Linked DNA regions of Mus musculus: region 1 is linked to region 2. The links are chromatin loops, found by intact Hi-C in ENCODE. Cell type or tissue: heart. All regions are shown on one strand. Each heading gives the region's core, and the rest is flanking DNA. Links, peaks and the distances in the headings are about the cores only.

What was found. A loop is a pair of places that touch in the nucleus more often than their neighbours do. Peaks named below come from ENCODE experiments on the same cell type or tissue, not always from the same donor. Only the 100,000 strongest peaks of a DNase experiment are listed, where the experiment ranks them.
Region 1: it touches region 2 in a loop (1.9-fold over the local background); 3 of 42 quality-filtered maps call a loop at or near these places.

The regions. Positions count from the first base shown.
Region 1 is chr10:12,445,261-12,457,305 of GRCm38, reverse strand. Utrn (utrophin) reads left to right here. Exons shown (of 74, transcript NM_011682.4): 60 at 1,742-1,943; 61 at 9,214-9,299. Among named protein-coding and RNA genes, the nearest start is that of Gm25139, 83 kb to the right of the region's middle. In heart, for the core only: no CTCF peak of the experiment used is centred there; no DNase peak of the experiment used is centred there.
Region 2 is chr10:12,542,723-12,554,767 of GRCm38, reverse strand. The region is part of intron 50 of Utrn (utrophin); the gene reads left to right. Among named protein-coding and RNA genes, the nearest start is that of Gm25139, 180 kb to the right of the region's middle. In heart, for the core only: a CTCF peak has its summit at 5,936 (motif pointing right); a DNase peak (open chromatin) is centred at 5,867; H3K4me3 peaks cover 1,186 bases; H3K27ac peaks cover 833 bases.

The DNA.
Region 1 (12,045 bases), core at 2,929-7,928, 97 kb after region 2:
CTTTCAAAGACTATTTCAAAATTTACCTTCTAGGGAGTCTTTTCAAGCTTTCCTTTGGCCAAGCATTCCTAATCCAAACATCTGCAATGTGAAAACCACAGGATCAGAAGCTTATGGTTTGCTGCCATGGTTGCAGAATTGCATGCCTGACCCTTGGTGCATGAATCTCAGTAGAAATGCAGTCGCATTAAAAATACTGTATAAGGGGTTAGAGAGATGACTCAGCAAAATGTTTGCTGCTCTTTTGGAAGAACAGGGTTCAGTTCCCAGCACCCACATCAGGTACTCACTGATCACTCTTGGAAGGCTCCAAACCTTCAAGGACATCTGCAGTCACATGGTGTACAGATATACACAGACACAGTAATAAGCACTGTTCTTTCAAATTACTTACCAGCTTACTTTAGGGCATACATAAGGTATACATGAAACATAAATGACAATTGTATTAGACTTGAGCCCCATCCACAATAGCTGCATAAAATAGCTGAGTTTATGCATATGTTACAAAACCACCAAGAAGGTAGAAGGTAAAGAAAGTAAAAATGCAAAATGCTCCCCTTACAGCATTTCCAACCATGAGTTGGTAGCCTGTGTCTGCTCTCTCACACGGTTGTCCATCCTTCTCCCAGGTGTTTCCCTCCTTCCTCTTAGTAATGTGCTTAAGAAAGAGCTCCGTGCACACCCTACATGCTCTAGCACCAGCCTTACCCTCCATCTGTGCTTTACATAAGAAGAGTAAAGATGAAATGAAATAAATACCTGAAGGCCAGTGATCTGTGAAGCAGTAGGAATCCATCTTAGTGACAGGTGGTCTGAAATGCAAAGGGGCTTGACTTGATTTGGGCCAATTCTGGTAGTTGAGAATAATTCTGATGTCACTCATTTCAGGTGGTAGAGAGCTATTACTTTTCTATGAAATCTGGTTCTTTTATTTATTTATTTGTTTGCTTCATTTTTCTAAAAAACTATCTCCGGTGATCTTTTAATGCCATTATATACATTTTTGCATACTGTTAGAGAATTGTTAGCTTGACAGTGGTATGGAGATTAACTGCTTGATAGGCCATAATTATATAATTACAGGTTATAATTAAAACTAGGGTTCTGGTGTCTGTTGTTGTGACTATAGATAATAAAACTTGCTTTACTTTTCAAAGAGTTAGAGTAAAGGATTTTTGAATGTTTTCCCTGCACACATGTTAAGAAACGTTTGAGGGGATGATGGGTTACCCAGATTTAAATATCACCTAGTGTAGATATCTGTTGAAATCACAGAGTTCCTCCTCAATATTCGCAACTTTGGTGTTTCTATGAGAATCACTTAAGACTAACTTTAGAGAATTTAAAAAGCAGTTAGAAAGTGAGCTAACATGAGGTGACCAGTGTTGTTACTTGGGATATTTTAATGTTTGGAATAAATTTGTAGACTACTCATTTCTGTACTGAAAAACACAGAGCGACTATAACAAGGATGTCAAAAAGAAAGAAAAATTCAAAGACCAAAAATTTGTAAAAGATCCAAAAGCTACAGCGTCTAGATGAACAGGCACAAAGGTAGAGAGAATATATTTGATCTGAGAGAATGAAAATGTTATCTCACTAACAGCTGAAGTTAACTGGGAAGGATCAGTTCATGAGTTGGCCAGTCAAGCTAAAAGCTGGAGAATAGGAGTGCTGGGCTTCAATGTTGTTGGGTAAGGCGATGCCTCTCTCTAATCCTTTCTCCTCATTCAATTAGTGGATCTCTTAGAGCTGAATACGACGAATGAAGTTTTCAAGCAGCACAAACTGAACCAAAATGATCAGCTCCTGAGTGTCCCAGACGTCATCAACTGTCTGACCACCACTTACGATGGGCTTGAGCAGCTGCACAAGGACTTGGTCAATGTTCCACTCTGCGTCGATATGTGTCTCAACTGGCTGCTCAACGTATACGACACGTAAGTGTGTCATTTATCCTTTAAATGATCACTAGTGAGCGAAGCACATTGATAATAAACTGGGCACTATCATCATCGCCTTGTTGTTGTTGTTGTTGTTGTTGTTGTTGTTGTTGTTGTTGTTGTTGTTGTTGTTCTTCTTCTTCTTCTTCTTCTTCTTCTTCTTCTTCTTCTTCTTCTTCTTCTTCTTCTTCTTCTTCTTCTTCTTCTTCTTCTTCTTCTTCTTCTTCTTCTTCTTCTTCTCCTCCTCCTCTCCTTCTCCTCCTCCTCCTCCTCCTCCTCCTCCTCCTCCTCCTCCTCCTTCCCCTTCCCCTTCCCCTTTCCCTTCCCCTTCTTCCCCTTCCCCTTCTTCCCCTTCTTCCCCTTCTTCCCCTTCTTCCCCTTCTTCCCCTTCTTCCCCTTCTTCCCCTTCTTCCCCTTCTTCCCCTTCTTCCCCTTCTTCCCCTTCTTCCCCTTCTTCCCCTTCTTCCCCTTCTTCCCCTTCTTCCCCTTCTTCCCCTTCCCCTTCTTCCCCTTCCCTTTCCCCTTCTCCTTCTTCTTCTTTCTTCCTCCTCGTCCTCTTCCTCCTCCTTCTCCTTCTTCTCTGTCACCCTCATTAATGGGTGATACTAAAGTTTTAACTTGGGAATAAGTTTGCACATGGCAAACACTTTACCATTGAGCTACATCTCCGACCCTAGTGTGATTTCTTTAAAAAGATGTTTTCATAATCCTCTCGCCCAGTAGAAAGATTTATTCTGATTGTTTAAAAGTAACTGGTTTTCCAAGTCCTTTTGCTCCTAACCATAGGATAAGAGGGAACATACAAGTGTTCTTTCGTGACTTCCTAGTCAGTGAAGGCTGGGGATGTAGCATGCATTCTCTTTCAGGAAACAGCTAGGGAAACCTGAGCTGCATGGTTTCTTTTCTTTCTCTCTGCTCCTTACTATCTTAGATTATTATTTTTCAACAGGCAAACAAAAGCTGACATTCACTGTGAATTAAAATGATTTTTAGCATATAAGAATCTCTATAACTTTGTAAGGTGGCGGTTTGAGTGTAATTTGGACAGCAGTGAATAAAACTTGGTTTGTCCTTAAATAATTGCCATTGTGGTTATGTTTTTCTAAAGTGGTCTTGCCTTTATAATTGATGCTATATGACACTAACACATGTACTTGAACTGTTTCTCAGTGTATAGAAGGAGCACCCTTAACTTCCAGCCCAGCACATCCCGCATATGTGTGACCCTTTTGATTTTGACAATGTATTTGTGCACTAATCAGTTATCAAAAGACTTGCTGTGAGCTGACATTTCAGAAATGTTGGGAATTATTCATTCTCTGGTAGGGGGTTGAAGTATGCAAAAATGAAAGAGGAAAATGAAGACTTGCTTTTCTCTTGAATCTCAAAACTTAGTTCTCATTAAGTAGCTACATGAAGATTTACATTTGTCAGCCTTTGATCTGAAGACAGAGAAGGTAAGTGGTCGTCATAGACAGAGAATATAGATGATAGTTCATAAATGTACATGTTCTGAAGCCGATTCATTCTGTGTAAATGATGATGATAATAGACATGACTTATCTATAATTTTATCTACTCCTTTCATTAGGAAAAGAGATCCTTTATCTTTCAGTAGTAACAAATATCAATATATCTTTTAAAAAAATAAAATAAAAGGATAGCCTTGTGAGTGAGAGTGAAGCTCAGTTACCAGAAAGAGAAGAGGATTTACTGTAATACACTGCTGCCTGGTATCTTTTATTATGCTTTTTAATACAAAGTTGTAATTCTTCTTGGATACAATATTAATTTTAGTGTAAGTAGCTCATTAATTTGCTCATCACTATTTCAAAGTCTCAAAGGACATCTTTTCTACAATAAATTCACCGCAAATAGCTCGTTATTTCCGTGTTTTCTGTGCAGTAGCCTGTAACATGGCTTCCCATCTCAGAAAGAAAGCTAAATGAGAACGTCTGGGGACTTCATCTGACTCTGAAATAGCAAGAGGAGGACAACTTGATCAAAGTTTCTGGGGAACAATCTGCCCCCCAGCAGGTTCCTACTATGACAATTGTAGATTTCTAGGTTGCTGAAACCAAACCTAGTATACTAGGTTGCTTAAACATCATTTCCTCACATCTGTAAAGGCCTGAAGACTGAGCTCACGGTGATGGTGGGGCTGACTGCTGTGTTGTTTTCTCCAGAACGTCTCCTTGGCTCTTCAGTTTCTCTCTTCTTTCCATAAAGAGCCATAAATTCTTTCTACTTGCTCTTTTTTCCTACAAGTGCACCAGGCATTCTGGATTAAGGTCTCCCCTTCCATCTTCATGTTAACTGACTCTTGAAAGATGCTGTTGGCATGAAAAGCAGTATCCTAAGATACAAAGAGTTAGGACTTCAGTGTGCAAATCGAGAGGAACACAGTTAAGCTCAGAACATATAGAGAGGATGCTGTTATTCTAGAATGAGGAGGCAGTGACTCTTTGTTAGGACCCACCCAGTGTGCAAAATGTTGTGATTCATTTCTGGGAGTTAAATGTTGGCACAATCCCATTTCTGACTGCCAGATGTGAACACATAGAAATGCTACATAGAATTTTTTTTTCTACTAGAAAAACAATACCTCGAAATATGCCATTGTTTTGTTTTTAATGGATAAAAAAAATCCTGCAAAACTTACTTCCCCTCAATACCAATGAAACATCAATCACCCCTCTGGGTCAGATGGGTTCCCTTCGGTCTCACTTTCTATTGGGATAAATGAATTAAGCTAAGCATTTGAAATTTGAAATGTATATAAAGAAAATATCTAATAAAAAACAAATAACAAATTAATTAAGCTAAGGAAAATTCAGTTACTTTGTAGGCAGTAATCACTGATGTCCAGCAATGACTACCTGAGTTTCTCTACTTCATATGGCCCATTCGTTTATCTGAGCAATGACTGTTAACTCTACTTCAAGTAATGGTCCTCTGAGTGACTCTGATCAACTAACTATAATTTTACTCTACCCAGAGTAGGGATCTTGGATATTACAGAACCATCAGAAGGCTTTGAACTTAAAAATGATGCCTGTGTTCAGCTAATTTTTTAAAAAAGTTTTATGTGACAGAGTTATAGTTCTTTAAGAAAATATTTTAATGTAGATTTACTTGAAGCACAGGTGTTGGGGGAGCGAAAGAGTTTCTTAGGAAATGGACAGTGAATTCCCAAGAGAAAAGCAGACCACTTGAAAGAGTTACATTGATTTACCTATCCATCCATCATCCATCCATCCATCCACCCATCAATTCATTCATTCATTCATTCATTCATTCATTCATTGTTTGGGTTTCTATTGTTGTAAAAAAACACCACAACCAAGGCAAGTCTTATAAAGGCAAACATTTAATTGGAGTTAGCTTACTGTTTCTGAGGTTCAGTCCATTATTATCATGGCAGAGTCCAGATAGATGTGGTGGACGAACAGAGTTCTACATCTTGATCTGATGGCAATTAGGAGACTGTGTCTTTCCCTGGGCAGAGCTTGAGCATATATATTACCTAAAGGCCCCGCCTCCACAGTGACATACCTCCTCCAATAAGGCTACATCTCCTAATAGTGCCACTTCCCATGGGCCAAGCCTATTCAAACCACCACACAACACTATCATAAGCAGGTGATGAAATCAACTCACACAGAGGAAGATAGTTTTTGGATAGTCATTTGAGAGGTTTCAACCCATGACTGGCTTGCCCCTGACTGTAGGTGAGGTAGCACAGCATGGTGGGAATGCTGGTGGACCAAACTGTCATCACATGACCCAGAAATGCAAGAAAGGGAAGACAATCCTGTTTTCTTCTGGGAGGGTTTGCCTCTCAGAGGTCATCTAATAGGTTCTGGCTTTTAAAGTTTCTCCTGGTCCTCAGGGACCTTTTCAGATGTAAACTGTAAACTGTTAGGTATTTTCAACTCCTTGATTTATTGCCATATGATGTAACCAGGGCAGACCTTCTCAACGTCAACTTGAAATAATGAGTCATGCAGATAGAGGAGATCAAAGAATTCTAATACACATATGACTTAGAGATGAGATATGATCTTTCCATTTTGCCCTCTATTTAACTGATTGGAAAACAAACACATGGAGATACCAGAGTTTTTCTGTAACCACCTGTTACAAATCAATCATAGTTACAGGGCTAACTTGTAGATTTTATTTCCTTGGTTGCATGGATAGTCTTATCATATTGCTGTAGCTTAGCCATGACGCTTTATAAAATCAACTAAACTTTTGAGTTTTAACATATACCCAGCTTCACGTCATATTTTCAGTTTTGTGCCCTGGTTGCTATGTTACTTGGCAACCACTTAACTTTTGGCATCTCAGTATCTGGAAAATTTAGTTAAAAATAAACACACAGCTTACCATACAAAAGGTGAATACTAGGGGCAAATGAGCTAATATATATAGAAAGGGGCTTTATAAACTATAGCAATCAAATCGATTCCATTTATGAATTCACAGCCTCACTCTGTCTTTATCTTGCCAGGTTCAAAAGTCTTAATTTCACAATCTTCCTTCTAGATTTAATGGAAATCCAAATCATTTAAATCATACTTCAGAGCAATAGTCTGGAACACTTGGTTCAAACATTTTTTTTCTCTATAGAGAATATTAGCTTCATTTGTTATAATAAGTCATATTTCTCCCACTATCCTGAGATGAATATAATTTTGAAGGCACTTAACTTCACAGTTAAACTAATTTCAGAAGTCACTTACAAAAACTGTCCTGGGAATTGGATACTTAGCTATTGGGCTAGATCGCTCACTCATACATTTTATTAGCTCTCAGATGCATCTCCAATTAGATATCCTACTTGACATCAAAATAGTCAAGAATGGCCCCATGTATGCACAGATTAATCAGCCAGTGAGCCTGTGTATAAATGCTCACCCCACCCTATGTGTTGGAGGGGGTGTGTTTGCACCCACACCTATGTTCTCTTACGCAGGCGTGTGCTATGACATCTCATGTATGTCTGATTGTAATCTTCTCTTTCTTAGAGGGAGGAGGACAGTACTAGGGATTAACTAGGGCTGGCCCACTCCATGTAAGGCAAGCACTCTGCCACTGAGCTCCAATGGCAGGCCTTAAGTTTGAACTTCTTGATTAACTGTGAGAGGCTGGGAACTACTCAAAGTGCTCTCTCAAAAACCTACCAACCACAGTCATCTTGTATTTGGTTTTTCATTTCCACACATTAGGGTTGATACTGTATTTTCTATAGTCACCCTCTTGTCTTACTTCCCTAGCTAGTATGTGGGTTATTGAGTAAGAATCAGGTTCTCTACTTCTTCTTGAAGTTCATGGAACAATTCTGGGATCTTAGATTACAGTAAGCCTTTACAGCTGATGGTAGCTGATTGACATTTTCAATTGTCTTTCTGATGATGTAGCTCTCCTGTTTTCCCAGTAGACTTGGAAGTCAGCTCTACTGGTATCTTTCTGATCCCTTAAAGGACTGGTTTGTTTTTACCAACATTCTTGCACCAATCCCTTAGCTACATTCATTCATTAACCTTTATTACTTTCTAAAAGTAAATTGCCTGTGTTCAGAGGATAAACACTTTCCAGCTCTTGAAGGGAATAAACACTATTTCATATGATAATTTGGAAAACTCTACAAATATTAAGTAGAAACATGATTTGAAGTATGGCTCAGTTTATTTGAAACTGGCTGGTATTTCTTGACTCTAGGCTAGGTTAGGCTAGAACTTGTCATTTTTCTGCCTGTTGAATTCTCAGAGGTTGCTACCATCCTTAGCCATAATCTAAGCATGCTTTCTTTTTCTTTTAAAGAACATTTATATGTTTGGTGTCATGCTATATATGCAGACATTTACTTGATCATTTATCACTTGAAAATGGAAGACTATTACTTAGTATGACTAACAAAGCACATTACAGATGTTTATGTATTTTTCAAATACTGTAAATCACAACCTGTATTAGTTACTTTTCTATTGCTGGGATAAAACACTGTGTCCAAGGCAGCTTATAGAAAGACAGGTTTTTTATGGCTTATAGTTCCAGGGGCATGGGAGACCATCAGCATCATGGTAAAGTGCCAACCATGGATGCAATATGGGGCCTGGAGGAGCAAGCAGAGTAAGAGAACTCAAAGTCCGCCTTCAGTAACATCCCTTCTCCAGTGAGGACACACCTCCTAAACCTACCCAAGACAGGGCCACAACCAGGGACATAGCTCAAAAACTAACATTGCTTATTCATACAACTACACTGTCTTATGTGCCCATATAGTAAGTGAACATTCGCTTATGTGTTTTAAACGTTCAATATGTATGCCTTAAATCTAAGAAATTTTAGAGAATAAACCCAAGCTGAAAACGGATGAAGATTATGAAACAAGAAATATAGTGAGAAGACTTTTTCCTGGGTTGTGTGTTGTTCCACTGGAAAGATCATGTTCTGTTAATTTTATGGTGCTTTTCTGCATCCCAGGGCTTGTTTAACAGCTTAATACTTTGATAGGCATTGGAATAAAAATGTGTGTGTGTGTGTGTGTGTGTGTGTGTAAAATCTCCAGTTCTTAAGTGAAATTGAAATGATGTTTCACTGTCTTAGTGTGAAAGTATTTCCTAGAGCTGACTAATTAATACATTCCATTTTTAATTACAATTTCATGCTTCCTCTAATACAGATATCACCCCAGCCTATTTGAAACCATTCACTATTAAAATTGCAATAATAATTTATAGACTACATTGGCAGAGATCAAAGTGAATGAAGACAGCAAACTCTAAAGTTTCATAAGCCCTGAGTCTTCAACATATAATTTTCTACGTATATTTTTTTTACATTTGGGTTTTAATTTATTAGTATTCTTCTCTTGCTATATAATGTTGCGTTCATATGTTGTACAGCCTGCTTGCTATCTAGCTTTGATGCGTATTTTGATTTTACATTTAAAACCAACAGATTTCAGTTATAGCATTTCTTTAAGTAAAATCTATTTGGCTTTATGATTGTTGTTTTTATATTCATTTCATGTGTTCTTGGGCTGTGTCTTGTGTGTAAAAGGACGTCAGTGTATTTTTCTGGACTTGTTCAAAGATGTTGAACTGTCATGAAGTTGTGATGTAGGTTTGGCAGTAATGGTTAAAACCAAGTAGACAAGTTGAATCTTTAACTCGAATTTATTATGCAGTAGTTTACTCCCAAGAAAATGGCATTCAACTTGCTGTGTAAATGCATATAACCCATCTTATAATTTCAGGGGCCGGACTGGAAAAATTCGGGTACAGAGTCTGAAGATTGGATTGATGTCTCTCTCCAAAGGCCTCTTAGAAGAGAAATACAGATGTATGTAAGACCTTTTACTCCATGGTGCTTCTAATAATAATCTAAATTTATTGGGCGCTGACTTTATATAGTTTGCGGTAATGTTAGCTTCCAATTGGAGGTGCTTACTATGTGTACCAGTTTGAACAAAGATGACAATGTGAAGAGAATTTGGATGATTTGAAAAACTGATTGTGGGGCAAGAGTGAGGTGTACAGATACAGCACAAACTAAGCACAAATGTACATTCATTTAATATTAGAATATTCTAGTAGGTATTACAACTCCCATTCTTTTAGGTGAGCAAATTAATGCTGAAATAGGTCAAGAATCTAGTCAAAGGCCGTATGACCCATTAAAATGTTGGTGTTGAGCTAAGGACTCCATAACCCCCTTTTTTTTCTCTCTTAAAAATCTCATTTCTTCCGTTTATTGTAGCAAGTAGTTTTTGCTACCCCACTTTAAGCTCCAGGTGGACCACACTACCAGCCCCACCCAGACTCCCTTGCATCCATGGATTAAAAACAACACACATACTCTCCAGTGAGTCTTAGAGTGCTTTTGCTAACTCAGTGACCGCAACTGAAAACTCACATCACTGGTTGGCTTAATCTCCTGCTGCTACTGCCTCCTTCTTCTTCCCCAGATTCTCCCTGAATCCTCCTGGGTAACTCTTAAGTATCCCACCCCATCCTCAGTCATTGATTGGTCCCTGGTATCTTTATTGAGCAATCAAGAACCACCTGGGAACAGGACCTTAGCATTAGACTCCCTACAGTTTATGGTTAATGATAATTAGAAAAAAAAAAGAAAAGAAAGAAGAAAGAAAGAAAGAGAGAGAGAGAGAGAGAGAGAGAGAGAGAAAGAAAGGAAGGAAGGAAGAAAGAGAGAGAGAGAGAGAGAAAAGTAAGAGGGACTAAAACTTTTATTAGCCTTTATTCTAAATAGTATTATTTTGTAATTTGGACATTATAAAGTGATAGATGCTTTCAACTTTTATTTCGGTTATTCAAGTAAGTGCCTCATTAGCTATTGATTACTGAACAATGTCTTGGCATGCTCAAGAGTGGGACCTGTAGTTATATCTTTCCCACTTAGTGATCAAGTGTCATTAGATGGGTGTCTTGATCCCTTTTAGTACGTCTAGCCAAAAGTAATATTACCACTATTTCCTGGTACACTGAGCTGTACACCAGAGGGTGAGAGATGAGACCAACAATTGTACCATTGGGAGGAAATCAAGGTAATAGATTACAAATTGTCAAAAATAGCAGTGGTCAAGTAAATGATTACCATCTCCATGTGTCTCCAAACTCATTGCCATGGTGACAGCATGTCGTTTAGTTTTATTTGTTCATAAAATATAAGTAGCTTGATGCTGCCAAGCCTACTTCTAGATGAGTCTGTGCAAATAAATCTGTGTATTTGGAGGAGAGTGTGGATAATAATTTTTGAATAGAAAGATATCAGAAGACAAAAATGGGTACAAGAAAGGAGTAGTAGTATGAGGGTCTATTAATAGCTCAGTGGTCCATCTCATGCTACGCAATGTCCTTGCTCCTATCCCCAAAATCAAGAAAAAAATTTTCCCCAAGTAAAGGTATGTGATCATTGTTCTTATAACCTAAGTCAATTGAGTTTCTTCTAAAAGCATTCAACATCGTGTATTTTGGGGATAACTGTTATTGTTTGATTTAAATGTCAAGCCTAGAATCCAAAGGCATGATTTTCTTACAAATGTTAACAAGAATGTTCAAGAAAGAGCTGTGGGTTTTGTACAGAGCATGAGCTTACTGAAGAACCAGGAGTTGAGGATGCTGAAGTGTGTCTGAGCCTTGCAAGCCATGTAGAGAGACGGGAAGAAGCCCTGAATAAATAAACCTTACATAAAGTTTTGTCTATGGTCCTTTGTCTAGAACTTCAGGAATCTTCACCATTATCAGGAAAAGATATTTCCAAAGCGGAGAACTTGCCATTTCTAAACTGATTAGGAAAGGAAAGAATTACTGAAAAATCAGTGTTCCAAAATTAGGAAAAGATTTTCTTACTAATCATCTGTGATTCGGGGTTTTTCATACGCTCCCAAAAGACTTGGGGCTTTAAAAGTAACAGTTACATCATAGTGCTGAATGGACTCTAAAATGAATGCAAATTCAAGCTCAAGATTTGCATTTTCTGCAAAACAGCATTAAGTGCTCACATTTGGGCAAGAAAGCAGAGGCCCTTGCATTGCAAGTTTCTACTAGTCTATATAACTCATGATGGATGTCACTTCAGGACATAATTAAATAAGAAATCTCTTGGGCTAAATCTTTAATCTAAATCTTTACTTAAATATTGAGGCCCTGGAAATGTCCTGAGGTTCAGTTTTGTTTCTTATCTTGAGATCTTGAGCAACTCCGATTCCACCTTTGATTTCCCCAGTGTTGTGGGAACATCTCTTCATTATTATTTTCTTTGTTAAAATTAATATTCAAAACAAACTGCTCGTTAGCCTCAGTAACAGGAGGCATCCATCTGAAAAGCATTTTGCAGTGGCTGATATTAGAGTCTTTGTCCTACTTGTGCCTATTACTTGTGACTTACTGAGAATGACTTTGGAGTGGTTTCTGACATTCCATGGGCCGTCCTGCAAATGGCCAGGGGCTTGCTGGCATCAGCAGAAGCACACTCAGGAAGCATCTTTTGGAGAGCCCCTTGGATCTCCTCTGGTTTGTTTTTTTTTTTTTTTTTTTTTTTTTTCAAGCTTGTCTCTTAGTTGTTTCTT
Region 2 (12,045 bases), core at 3,479-8,478:
TTTGCTTTTTTAATAGTAATCTTAGCACATCAAGACAAGCAGGGTTCATGATATTTTCCTTTTTTCCTAAGATAACTTTGATCATAAATGGGTTTTCAGGTAACCTGTCTGGCAGGGGTGGTGGTTGTCCTAGTGGCAAACCTTGCGTCTTCCTTCTTTGCAAACAAGGTGGGACTACTGAGCCCCTCTGGAGAGGTCAAGTGATGGTTTCCTGGGGGGTAACCCCCTCCCCATCCCCACCACACACACACACACACACACACACACACACAATGTATAGCATACAGTATCATGTATCTGATGATAACAGAAGTAAAGATCACTTTGAAGAGAGAGAAGCTAGAATGATATAGTTGCCTATTTAGACACAGTTATCATTTAAATAAGCAGGTGTTGCTGGTTACAGAGTAACTTTTCAGAACAAAAGGGCTTTGTCCTTGTGGCCTTTAGAAAAGTTTGCCATTTGTAAACCCTGTTCTGCTGAGGCCAGTTTTTATTGAGGGCTGATTTGTTAGAATGGTGGACCATCTGGCACTTCAAAACTTCTGAGACTTTCAGGGAGGGGGGGGGGAAAGATTGTGTGCTGTGTTATTAACTGTCAAGTAAAATGATGCTGCCATTGTGGTATGGAGAGCGACCTAAAAGGATGAACATGGTTTACTTGGGAGTGTTCTAGTGGACTTCATTTTGTGTGAAAAAAAATATTACATGATCAGGTAAAAAAATGTTTTTCAATTTAAATCAAGGAGATTTAAGATAAATTTTATCTCTCCATGTCCATTTCTACATTTTTTCTGAGTGATAGCCATTATTTCTATCATTTGATTGTTCCGTTTACCATAGATTATTACTAAATAAAGCTTTTATCATCCTCCTCCCCTTTGAAGATACACATATGGCTTATTTCTCTCTGTGCACTATTTATTTGCCAGCCTATCCACTTTTCTGTGTTCCTTAATGCGTGAATCTGCCATCATTTCTTTACATGTTTCCTGTCCAAATGGAGCTTATTGTGAATTCCTGTGGGTAGAATTTCTGTGTCAAAGGTCATAAGCATTTAAAATTATCCTCTGTCCCCAGACTGGGCAGTTTCTAGTAATCTTCAGGAAATGGAGTGGTTACCCTAGTTCTGCCAGGCATAGGCAGAACTCTAAACAGCCCACAATTTTCTGTGTCATGGTCTGGGTTGACTGACTGTGTTTGGTAGAAGAAGAGTGTGGAGAAGAAACAAAGAACCAGTGTAGAGCTCAATGCGCAGAACACCCATAGAAAGGAGTCAGGCAAAGACACAGCATGTCAATCAGAGGGTGGGTGCAGTAGAGAGAGATAAACAAAGAAAATTACTGTCTCTGTCTTTAGGGGCGCTGTATTTGTGCTTCCTGTGGAAAGTGTACAGACTTTGATTTCTTTAACCTGGGCATTCCCACAAAGCTGCCAAACCTTCCAGAGCCTTCTTCTTAAAGCTCCATGTCACGTGGCCACATCTGTCCTATGCGCTTACACTGAGGCTTGGCTGTTAAGAGCATTTTACCCTTGTCTGATGCTGCATTGTTTTCGGGAAGGATATATTTTGGGGACAGTAACTTGTCTCGGTATTATTTTCTGAATAACCTACTATAGTGCTCTCTGAATCCTTAACTATTTAGAGGGCCGTGGAAAGCTGACCCCTGCACCTGGCTGGCTAATTCAGAAGTGGATCAGCTGGCGGGCCTGCCCCTGAACCCCTTCCCCACTCTCCCAGGGAAGAAAAAAAGCTCTTTGTGCTTTTACCATAACTGTTAAAACCTTCTGGCCATGAACTATGGAAACATCTAAAGTAGTAACTTTTTTTTCTTATGAATGGTGTTTTTTTTTTTTATTTCCCAACACCCACCCTTATCATTATCAAAATAGATGTGGCATTTATTAAAGGTGAACATTATAAAATAAGACCTTGTGCACAGTCTTATGCCCCGGCTTCCTGGGATGAAAGGAGGTTTCACCCCTTTCATCAGGGGGCTCAGGCCTCCATCTCCTGGTTGAACTTTCTGCCCTTTGGGGCTGTATATTACCTTAAATAGCTTGCAGCTGACAGACTGCACTGCCGGCCCATGTGAACTGGAACGCTGTAATGGATGGGGTAGCGTCTCCTAATGGAACCACCGTGGTAGGCGACAATGAGAAGAAATCTCTCCTCGGGATTAGGGGCTTGGAGCGATTTTATTTTATTTTATACTTTATTTTATTTTAGTTCTGACCTCCAAGTTAGCAGGTTATGAAGAGGAGAAATGAGGTGATTTGCTTCACAAGAAATAAACAAGGGTCTTTTCTTGAGTCAGAATGGGCTTACAGCAGGCACAATGTTCTTGCCCATGCCTGAAGCTGTTCATTTTGTGAATCGGCCAGCCGCCATTTATCTGTGGCCACCTATTGACCCCCGTATGCTTTGCTTTACAGGCTCCTAAAATCTCTTTCTTTTCTCAGGGTTCTTTGTATTGGCCACATCAGGAGAAATCTGTTAGGTTTTATGCAGAAAAAAAAAACACTTTATTTTTACAGTTTTAAGACATGTGAGCTTGGTATTTAGAGGGAAGGAACGCTTAAGTTCACTGTAGGAGAAAATATCAGTTCCCCAAAGCTACTCTTTATGTTAACCCTAGATAATCTCTTGCTGCTTTTATAAAATTACAAGTAAGTTATCTTTTAGCAAGCTATACGCAACACAGTTTTTAAATGTAGAATATTACTTTATCAGCCTGCTCTTTGGAAGTTCATGGGGAAGCCATACAGGCCTTTTCATTTTGACACTGGAATGTGGTTTTCATTAGGTAATTTGGATTTGGATTTTATTGGTTGGATTTTCCTGTGCTTCTCCATGGTTCCGGGGCCTTCCTTGGCTTTCTCATGGAACTGTATGCTTGAATTTGAAACATGTCTTACTTAGCTAAAGATTCTGGGTTGCTTAGGTTGATCTATCGTAGAGACCAGCAGCTTGGCATGCCTTCGCACTCCTGAGGATTAGTGAGCCTTTTATTTGCACACTGGTTTAAACGGAGAAAATGTCAACTACTTCAAATGCCACCATCCAATTTGTTGTCTCTCTGGTGGCTTTTTAATTTCACTGGAGGCTTCTCTAGGACTTATAGGATTTACAGAAGATAATGTATCAAGAAAAGCTTGCTGTACAAAAAAGGGGGAGTACATATCACAATTCATGAACTGAATTTAAACTGAGGAAATGTCATCACCAATAGATAGAAGGCAGTTCACTACATTTAGATTTTCGAAGTCTTACTTTTAATGCCTCATTTCCAAGCTCTTAATTTACATGCTGGAGCTGCAGCTGAATGACCGATCACTTTCATAATGTAGATAAGGCCCTGAGTTTGATCATCTAGAACAGATAAATGAATAAGAAAACATAACAATACAGATTTAGTGTGGTGACAGTATGTAATTAAAGTGAAGACTACGGAGATTGGGACTGGAGAGGTGGCCTGGCCCTTAAGTGTTCATACAGTTCTCCCAGGCCTTGGGGTTCAGTTCCCATCCAGGTCAGGTGGCTTGCAGCCTCTTGTAATTCCAGTCCCAGCAGATCCAGTGTGTTTCTTCTCGCCTTTGCAGGTACCGGCACTCTCATGCACATACCCATACCCATACATACATGTATAACAAAAAATAAAAATCTTAAAAACAAGAGTGTAAAGATGTCTTCTGAGGGGACTGGAGAGATGGCTCAGCAGTTAAGAGCACCGACTGCTCTTCTGAAGGTCCTGAGTTCAAATCCCAACAACTGCATGGTGGCTCACAACCATCAGTAACGAGATCTGGCACCCTCTTCTAGAGTGTCTGAAGACAGCTACAGGGCACTTACATATAATAAATAAATAAATCTTAAAAAAAAAAAGATGTCTTCTGAACGACTCCACCACCTTTCCAGTGGTTTATTTTGAATATAGACCCCCTAGTCTATGCTGGTCACCTTTGTTTACTGCACCATCATAGCTAGGCTGACCCCCATCTTTGACAGTTTTGACAACGGTGTGAAGAAAATTCTATCTCAGTGCCCTCTCTTCTTTGCCGGCAGAGGGTGGCAATTCTGAGAACGGGCAGCAGCTTTGGTATGTTCTACTGCAAAGCTGCTGGTCCCCTCCTTCTTTTTCCTTATCCTGTACAGAATATGGACATTTACCGCACTCAGAAATGTGTCTTCTCTGGAGGAGATCTGCCCTAAAGAAGGATGCTGTTATTATGCCTTGACCTTTATTCTTAGGGAAGGAAACAGGATATCTCAGGCACTTCTAATAGCATTGTGCTCCTTAGCTTGGTGTAAAAACCCTCTAAGGGTAAGAGCCTTCTTGTGCTTCCTATTGTCTGTTGCTTGGTAGAGTCTTTTCAGTTCACTCTTTAGATATGTGCGGCCTGTTTGCACATGTCAGCTCACAGTCCTGTAGCACTCTGGGTGGTAGCTGGAAGTTTGCCCAGCTGAGAGAGTTTGCTCTTTTTCTTCCTCTTATTTATTTATTTATTTTCTGGGTGGTGGTTGGTGGTGGTGGTAGCTGTGGTGGTGGTTTCTTTTGTCTTGAATTTATGTAAAAAGTTTATTTGTTGCTGTTTAAAGATCTCAGCATGTGGCCTGAGCCCTGGCAGACTGGGTCACCTTGGCTAAAGCAAGGGCTGAGAAAGAGTCCCCTGGATGTGTGAATGTCAGTACTCCAGTCTTGTCCAGTCTGTTTTGAGCCACATTGCAGACTGCTTTTCCTCTATATTTTCTGAATAATGGTTGGAGAAAAATGAGAGTTTCTATTTATCCATCAAAATGTGGTGCTTTGGAAATCCTACATAGCCATTTTTGCCCCCCAGGGGAATATATAGATTTCTATAAATAAGTAATGAAAATATTTTAAAAGCTTGTTAAATTTTGTATAAATGGACATATGTAAAACACATGCTATGGAAATACTGATGTGAAAATAGGTTGGGAATGAAGTGGAAAGAGAACAGGTTTGTAGATCAGACACCTGTAATAGTGATGGATTCCTGGTAGATTTGAACTCTTACATGTGAAGATCTTTTTGTATAGGTTTAAATGGATGCTCACAACTTTGATACTCAGGTAATTGTGTAGAAAACTCTAATTTCAGCGTGCTCTTCCACCTTTGCTGTTGACCTGATGCAAAAAAGTAGATTCAGTTGCATTAAGACCCTTTGTGATGTGTCCCCATTAAAACACTGTTTATGGTAAAAATCCTCCCCGTGACTAGAGAAAGATGCTTCCTATGGACAGCCCCACCGTTCTTACCTTTTATGGCTATGCTAAATAGCTATGTAAAACAAAACAAAACAAGACAAAACACCCTGTGAAATGGTAGGATGACTGATCAGTACAAAGGTGTAGTTTGTTCTGAACTTCCCCCTCCAAAGTCATCCCACCTGAAGTGGAAAATAAGTTCGGTGTCATTGGTTGTCAAAATTGGAATATTTTCTTTCATTTTGTCCGTATCAAATTCTCCTTATGCAAACAGACCGGGCGACTTTTTAATAAGATCAAAGAACTTTAAGAACTATTTCCCTCATCATTTTGCCTTTGCAGCCCGTTTTATTTTCTTTGCACTAATAATGGAATTAATGAAGCTTGTTTCCTTTTGTGGCATGTGGTGTGTGGCGCACCCACTCCCCTTTCTTTTCCTGGGTGGGCTCCCAAGGGGACTATGGCTCCTGGGGTCTATTCAGGACTGAGACAATGTAAAGGATACTGTACTGAAGTTTGGGGCAGGGCGGCCTCCAGGAAGTGGGAGGAAGCTTCAGTCCTGCTGGGTGAGGGGTGGCGGGAGAGGGAGGATGCTGATTAAAATAATAAACAGGGGCCTAGGAGAGAGTCCGGGTGCTGTCAGATCAGGTCTGGGAGTCGCGGGAGCTGCTGCAAAGCTCCCTCTGGGCACTGCACACCCTGTCCTGAGGAGGGCATCCTGAGATTTGTTGCAAGACCTTTCCTTCCGGACCGGAGCAAAGCAACTTTTAAAAGTTTTAACTCCGCGGCACTGACAGCGTACCTTAGGCTGTGCTGAAGTGAGCAAGCGGAGTGAAACTAGCTTGGTGGTCACCATAGCAACTGTGCTTCTGCTGTCTGGGAGAATGGAAGCTGGTGGTCTCGTGTCTCGGGTTTTTTGGGGCGTCTTCAGCTAGGAGCACACTCCTGCTTACTGGAACTCTACATAAGCCCTGCTGTTTTAAAATTGGCTCTTGACTCAGACTTTTTTTTTTTTTCCTGTCTTTTCCTTTTTTCTTTTTGAAGGCAGCCTGAATGGAGGAAGTTGGTAATGCTTGGCTTTTTTTCCCTCCCTTCTCTCTTGCAAGTTTCCAGGCTATAGCTTTTTCCCCCTTTCCTTTCTGCTGTGTGTAATTGAGACCAAACTCTAAGCCTGGGCTCTGAAGAGAACAGTGGTGGCCTGCAGGTCTTTAGGGAGGCCGGCAGAAAGAGATCCTGGGCTTCCCAGGGCAAAAAAGGAGACCATGCCAGCCTCGTGGAACACAGCTACAAGAAAACACAGAAGCAGGTCTCTGCCTGCCGAGCTCCGAAGTCCGTGAGGAAACGGACCCAAGGTGGGGTGGCTAAAATGTCCCAGCGCAAGCTGCTGATGCTCATGGGCCACCGCTCAAGGGCAAGGATTGAAAAGGATTTTACGAAGGAGTTGAAAGTATAGCTAGTGAAGATACGGGTTTTAAAAGTTGGACGTTGTTGTCTGAAGGAAGTTTGCCAGGAAGATGTAGGCTTCAAGGGCTCCCGGACGATGATTGGTCTGAACTTCAGCTTACGAGAATTGTTGACAAAATTTGAAAAGGTATGCAGAAAGAAAACTTCACGGACGCACTTCTGTTTTAGTTCTGTTTCTTCTTCTGTTTGTGCTCTCCTCTTTCTTCTTCTTCTTCTTCTTCTTCTTCTTCTTCTTCTTCTTCTTCTTCTTCTTCTTCTTCTTCTTCTTCTTCTTCTTCTTCTTCTTCTTCTTCTTCTCCTCCTCCTCCTCCTCCTCCTCCTCCTCCTCCTCCTTCTTCTCCTTCTCCTCCTCCTCCATTGTTTACTGTAACTTCTAAAGCATTTTCATTTTTAATTTTAATGTAATAGCTTCTTTGAGATTGTGTTTTAGGGAACATAGTTCTTTCCCTTGGTCAGGAAGAGTTCTCATGCTTGTCAGCTTTAACGTTCCACATCAGAAGGAATGGCTTAGAGTCAAGTCAGCTGGTAACTTAATTGCAATTTATTTGGGGGGAGAAAACAAAACAACAGCCAAATCCAGCAACAAACACTGGGTTTGGGTGCCAAAGGCTGACTTCATCAAGCGTGTATTCTGTTTTCCATGCCCCTCAGGTTTGTTTATCTCTCAGGCTGCTGCGGCTGAGCCTGCCCTTGCAGCCCCGGCTGAGGATTCAGCTCTGAGCCCCAGAAGCTGGCCCTTGGTAACGATGGCACATCTGCTGTCTGGCATTTCCTTCAGAATCTCTTGTTTTAAAAGTGGATAAGGTTTAAGGCTTGGATTACTAACTTTGCACTTGGCACCCTCTCTTCCCCCAAGGCTCTTGGCACACCCCAGGGTGGAGCATAGCCTGTAAAAAGGCTACCTCCTCACTTTTTGAATTAAACAAAGCAGAAACCTCCCCGAGCCAGTTAGTGGCTTCCTGAGTGCCAGTCTTGTTCCAGTTTCTGCTACTTAAAGGAGTGGGGAGAGAAAGAAAAGAAAGAGGCAGGGTCCTTTATCCCTATAGGCACAGATGAACTGTTTATCAACTGTTAAATGTGTTCTGGTTTTTCCCACCATTCCTGAAAGTACAAATATAAGCATCTTGAATCATTCAAAGAATAATAGACTTTTTCTTAGGAATTGCAACTGCCAGAGGAAAAGATGTAAAAAGTGATACCCTTTAAAAAGGTGGTAGGCTTTTCCTGAACAATTGCAGCCATCCTGGCTTCCCAGTGATGGAAGCAGCCTATCAGAAGTATGTATAACAACAGCAAAAAGTTAGTCCCTCCTCATAGAGTGCTTCCTATCTCACATCCCAACTTGAGTAGTGGAGAATTTGCTTGTAACATGGGACAGACCTGTTGCTTTCATAGTTGGTAAGGGTCTGAATTCTGGAGAGCAAGAGCCAGTTCACAGTTGGCTTGCTCACTTACAAAGGGCATGACAAAGAAAGAATATCGCTCTTGTGGCAGCTGCGAACAGCAGGTGACAAACTTTATGGCCGTAAAGAGGTCTGTTAGCTTGTTTTCTGCAGATTTGTCTCATTCACATAAAAAGGTATAGAGCATATGTGACAGGAATAATAATTCATGCTTGTCATCCTCACCCCCCTCCAATAATCATGGTGCAATAGCTGGACTTTTGAATTCTAATTGCTGCTATTTGTCTTCAGGCTTAGGTCAGATAGCTGAGGTGAGCAACCTAGTTTCTTAGGCCTCTGGGCCATCTTGTGGGTAGAGTCAGATGTTCTGACATTGGTATGCTTTCTCCTTTAATTCCCAGGCCTTGGTATCTGAACATGACTTAATCTTGTTTTTACTTTAGGAGTTGACTTGACAGCAAAAGAAAGGCTTATATATGTAAAAGGCTTGATTTGAAAATTTTCTCCAAGGATAGATTTCCAAGAGACCACCCTGCTTCCATTGAATATGAACTTTATGTATGCTCATTCTTGTGGTGGGCATGTTTTCAAAGCCTGGATGAAGGTAACACTTATATGTGTTTCACTGGTAGGAAGCCATCACCCACCAGTGTGTATTTTTCCAACTCGCACCTTAAAAAAAATCCCTTTGTATATTCTAACAAAGCTGTCTCATATATTCAGTTTATGCTCCATTAAGTCATTGCCAGGAAAACCGGAATTCTGGAAAGGTTTCACTACTTCACACCTCTCAAATTCAGCTACTTCCCTTTCTCTAACCCAGAAAGCAACGCTGCCATTTCTGGGGACATTTGAACTATTTGTAATTGGAAAGCCACGTGGGGTGCTGACTGCCACTTGCAACAGTACACTCAACTCCCTTTTCCCGTGGCATGCAGAAGCTACCATGTTCATTTGTGGTCTTGCTTTATTCCAAAGACTGTAGAAGCTGACCTGCTATGTGCAGTGGTAGACTCCCTTTATTCCATGGAATACAGGAGCTGACCTACTATGTGCACTAGGGGACTCCCTTTACTTTCAGTTCTCTTAGTTTTTCTTCCTCCTTCTCCTCCTCCCCTCCTCCTCCTCCTTGCCTCAGACATGCCACCATTTTCATAACAGCAGTTTAATTGTTCAATCAGATGGTAAGTTATCACAACCAAATGTCAATTTTGCTTTATTTTTAAAGCCATTTCTGGCTTGAAGAAAACTAAGAGTCCATCTTGGGATAGTAGATGCAGATTTGATATGTTTGGTAATTGAGGTCCGTGCTTGGCAGGTTACCCAGTGCTGACTGATACTGAGAGATTGACTTGTTAGATATCTAAGATCATTGGATGGGGTGAAAGCAAACCTTCTGCCCGCCTTTAAGGCACCAGACTGTGGAGATGAAGAGAAAGCCACATTATTTTAAGGAAACTAGTGAAAACTTTGCTCTTTTCACACATATCTGAACATCTATCATATGAATGAATATCTACTCCTGGGCAGATTGCAACTAGGACTCGTGTCTCTTCAAACCACCATGTTATGAGTCCTTGGGGGTCCAAGAGGCAGGAAGCTTTCAGAGATGCTCATCCAAGCTCAGGGAACCATTCCCTCCTAAGAGGAGGACCTTCTTACTAGAGGATAAGGACCTCACCGTGTGATGGATCCGCCAATAAGGAGGTCTCTCAGTATCCTTAAGCCACATGCAGCTATGCCCATGAACCTGAGAGTGACTTCTCAGCAAGCTCAAGTTTGTAGACAAAGAGATGACTCACCAGGGAACCCCTGTCAAAGCCTCTGGCTTAGTTTCATGGTTCCACTCATTTTAATTCACCAGCGTTTTTCTTGAGCAAACTTTCCTAACGAAAGCATAACAGCGTTAGTGCTGTACTGTCTTAGCAGAGCCTCTTGTATTGTGTACTGGTTTTGTGTCTGTTGCTTAGTCCTACAGAGACTTGAGTAATGGGCAGCTCTAGCTCAGTGACATTTTAAATGACTGTCGCTTTTATTAATTTTTTTATAGCCCTGCTACTAGATGATTAATGATAATGGTCATCCCAAGGGGTTCTGTTTTTGTTTTTAATCGACAGATGATAATCATACATCTTTATGGGGTAACATGTGACAATGTTGTTACATTTATATATTATGTCATGATTAACTCAGGCTCTTTAAGCCATCCATCATCTGAAACATTTATCATTCCATTGCTCTTTAGACATACAAAATCTCCTATCACAGTTTGAAACATATGATAGAATATGGTCGGTTGTGTTCTCCTTTGAGGGATCCTTACCATGTATCTGGATGGCAGTGTTCACTTGGTGAGTCTTTAAAGAAAGAGACTCTTCATAGTGACAATATAGTCACTGACTATGTAATGCATCTCTATGGCATTTACCCCCTTTATCAAGCATGAGTCTGATATTTTAAAAGCTAGAAGAGAAGTGAGCCATGGTTCATAGGTGATGGTCTATCATGTTGGAGAAAATATGGCTGCCATGGTGGTTTTGTTCCCACTGGTGGCAATTAGGATGGTTTGCTCATAGATGTGCAGGTACAACAGGAGAAAAACTGGATTGGAGAGAAGTGGGGCCAGGGTATAATATTCAAGCCTGCCTGCCACTTGGCAACCACATCCTCCAGCTAGACCCTCTCTCCTACAGTCTTCATAACATTTCAAAAACAACTCCAGTAAATTTTAAATACATAAGTCTATGGGGGACGTTTCACATTAAAACTGTTATAACCTCTGAGCTATACCTCCAACCCTCCAATTAAATATTTAATTCAAATTAAATATTTAATTTAAATGTGGGTAGATCCTGGAAGAGACAGTAAATTCCTTCATTTACTGTTTAGGGAATATTTCTGAAGTACCAGTTATCAAGGTTGAATGTAGGGATGGGAGACAACCACGTGGGGCCCACTCTTTCCTTCATTGGGCTATTGTAGTGGTAGGATATAGACCTTAAGCGAGAAGATTTACATGATAAGTGTGCAGTTTATCCTATTGTCTTAGTTGGGTGGGTTTTTGTTGTTGTTGTTTTTTGCTTGTTTTATGCGAGGAGACACATGCCATAACCAAGGCAAATTTTATAAAGGAAAACATTTCATTGGTGCTGGCTTACTGTTGGAGGTTTAGTCCATTATCATCATGCCTGGGGAAGCACGGTGTCATATAGGCAGACATGGTGCTGGAGAAGAAGCTGAGAATTCTACATCCTCAACTCACAGGCAGCAGACTTGAACATCTGAGAGCTCAAAGCTCATACCCTAGTGATGAACCTCTACCAACCAAACCACAGCTACTCTAACAAGGCCACACCTCCTAATAGTGACCCTCCTGATGTGCCTCTAGGAACCACTTTCTTTCAAACAGGCTTATTTTGTCCAGTTTCTTTTAGCTTAACTGAGTTTTGTTTTAATTCAGCTTACTTTTGAGATGGGGTATTCTAGAGTTGGTCATTGTGTTGATCAGTTTGTAATCAAGTTCTTGGTGATCCTCCTGCCTCAACCTCCCAAGTGCTGGGCAGTTGCAGGAATGAGCCCTCACACTCAGCCAATAGCAAGTATAGTAACAGTAGAAACTGGTTTTATAAAGTCTCCTCTGGAGAAATTGCATTATATCTGTGATTTCAAAACCTAGTTTAAGCTTAAGGAGAAACTGAGGTTGTGTTCCGGTTTGCGAGCTCCTGCGCAGCATGGGTGGATTTGGGTGGAGGGAGAAACTCACTAGGATCTTCATTGACAGAGCACAGCAGCAACACTGATTGGGATTTGAAGAGAAGCTTACCCCAGGATTGTAGCTTTGAATGTTTGATTAGTGTGAAGGACAACAGTCCATTGGTGTGAGGTCAGACTTAAGTTTGATCACAATGCTGGATAGAGGAGTTGAGTTAAAACATTATATTGGCCACT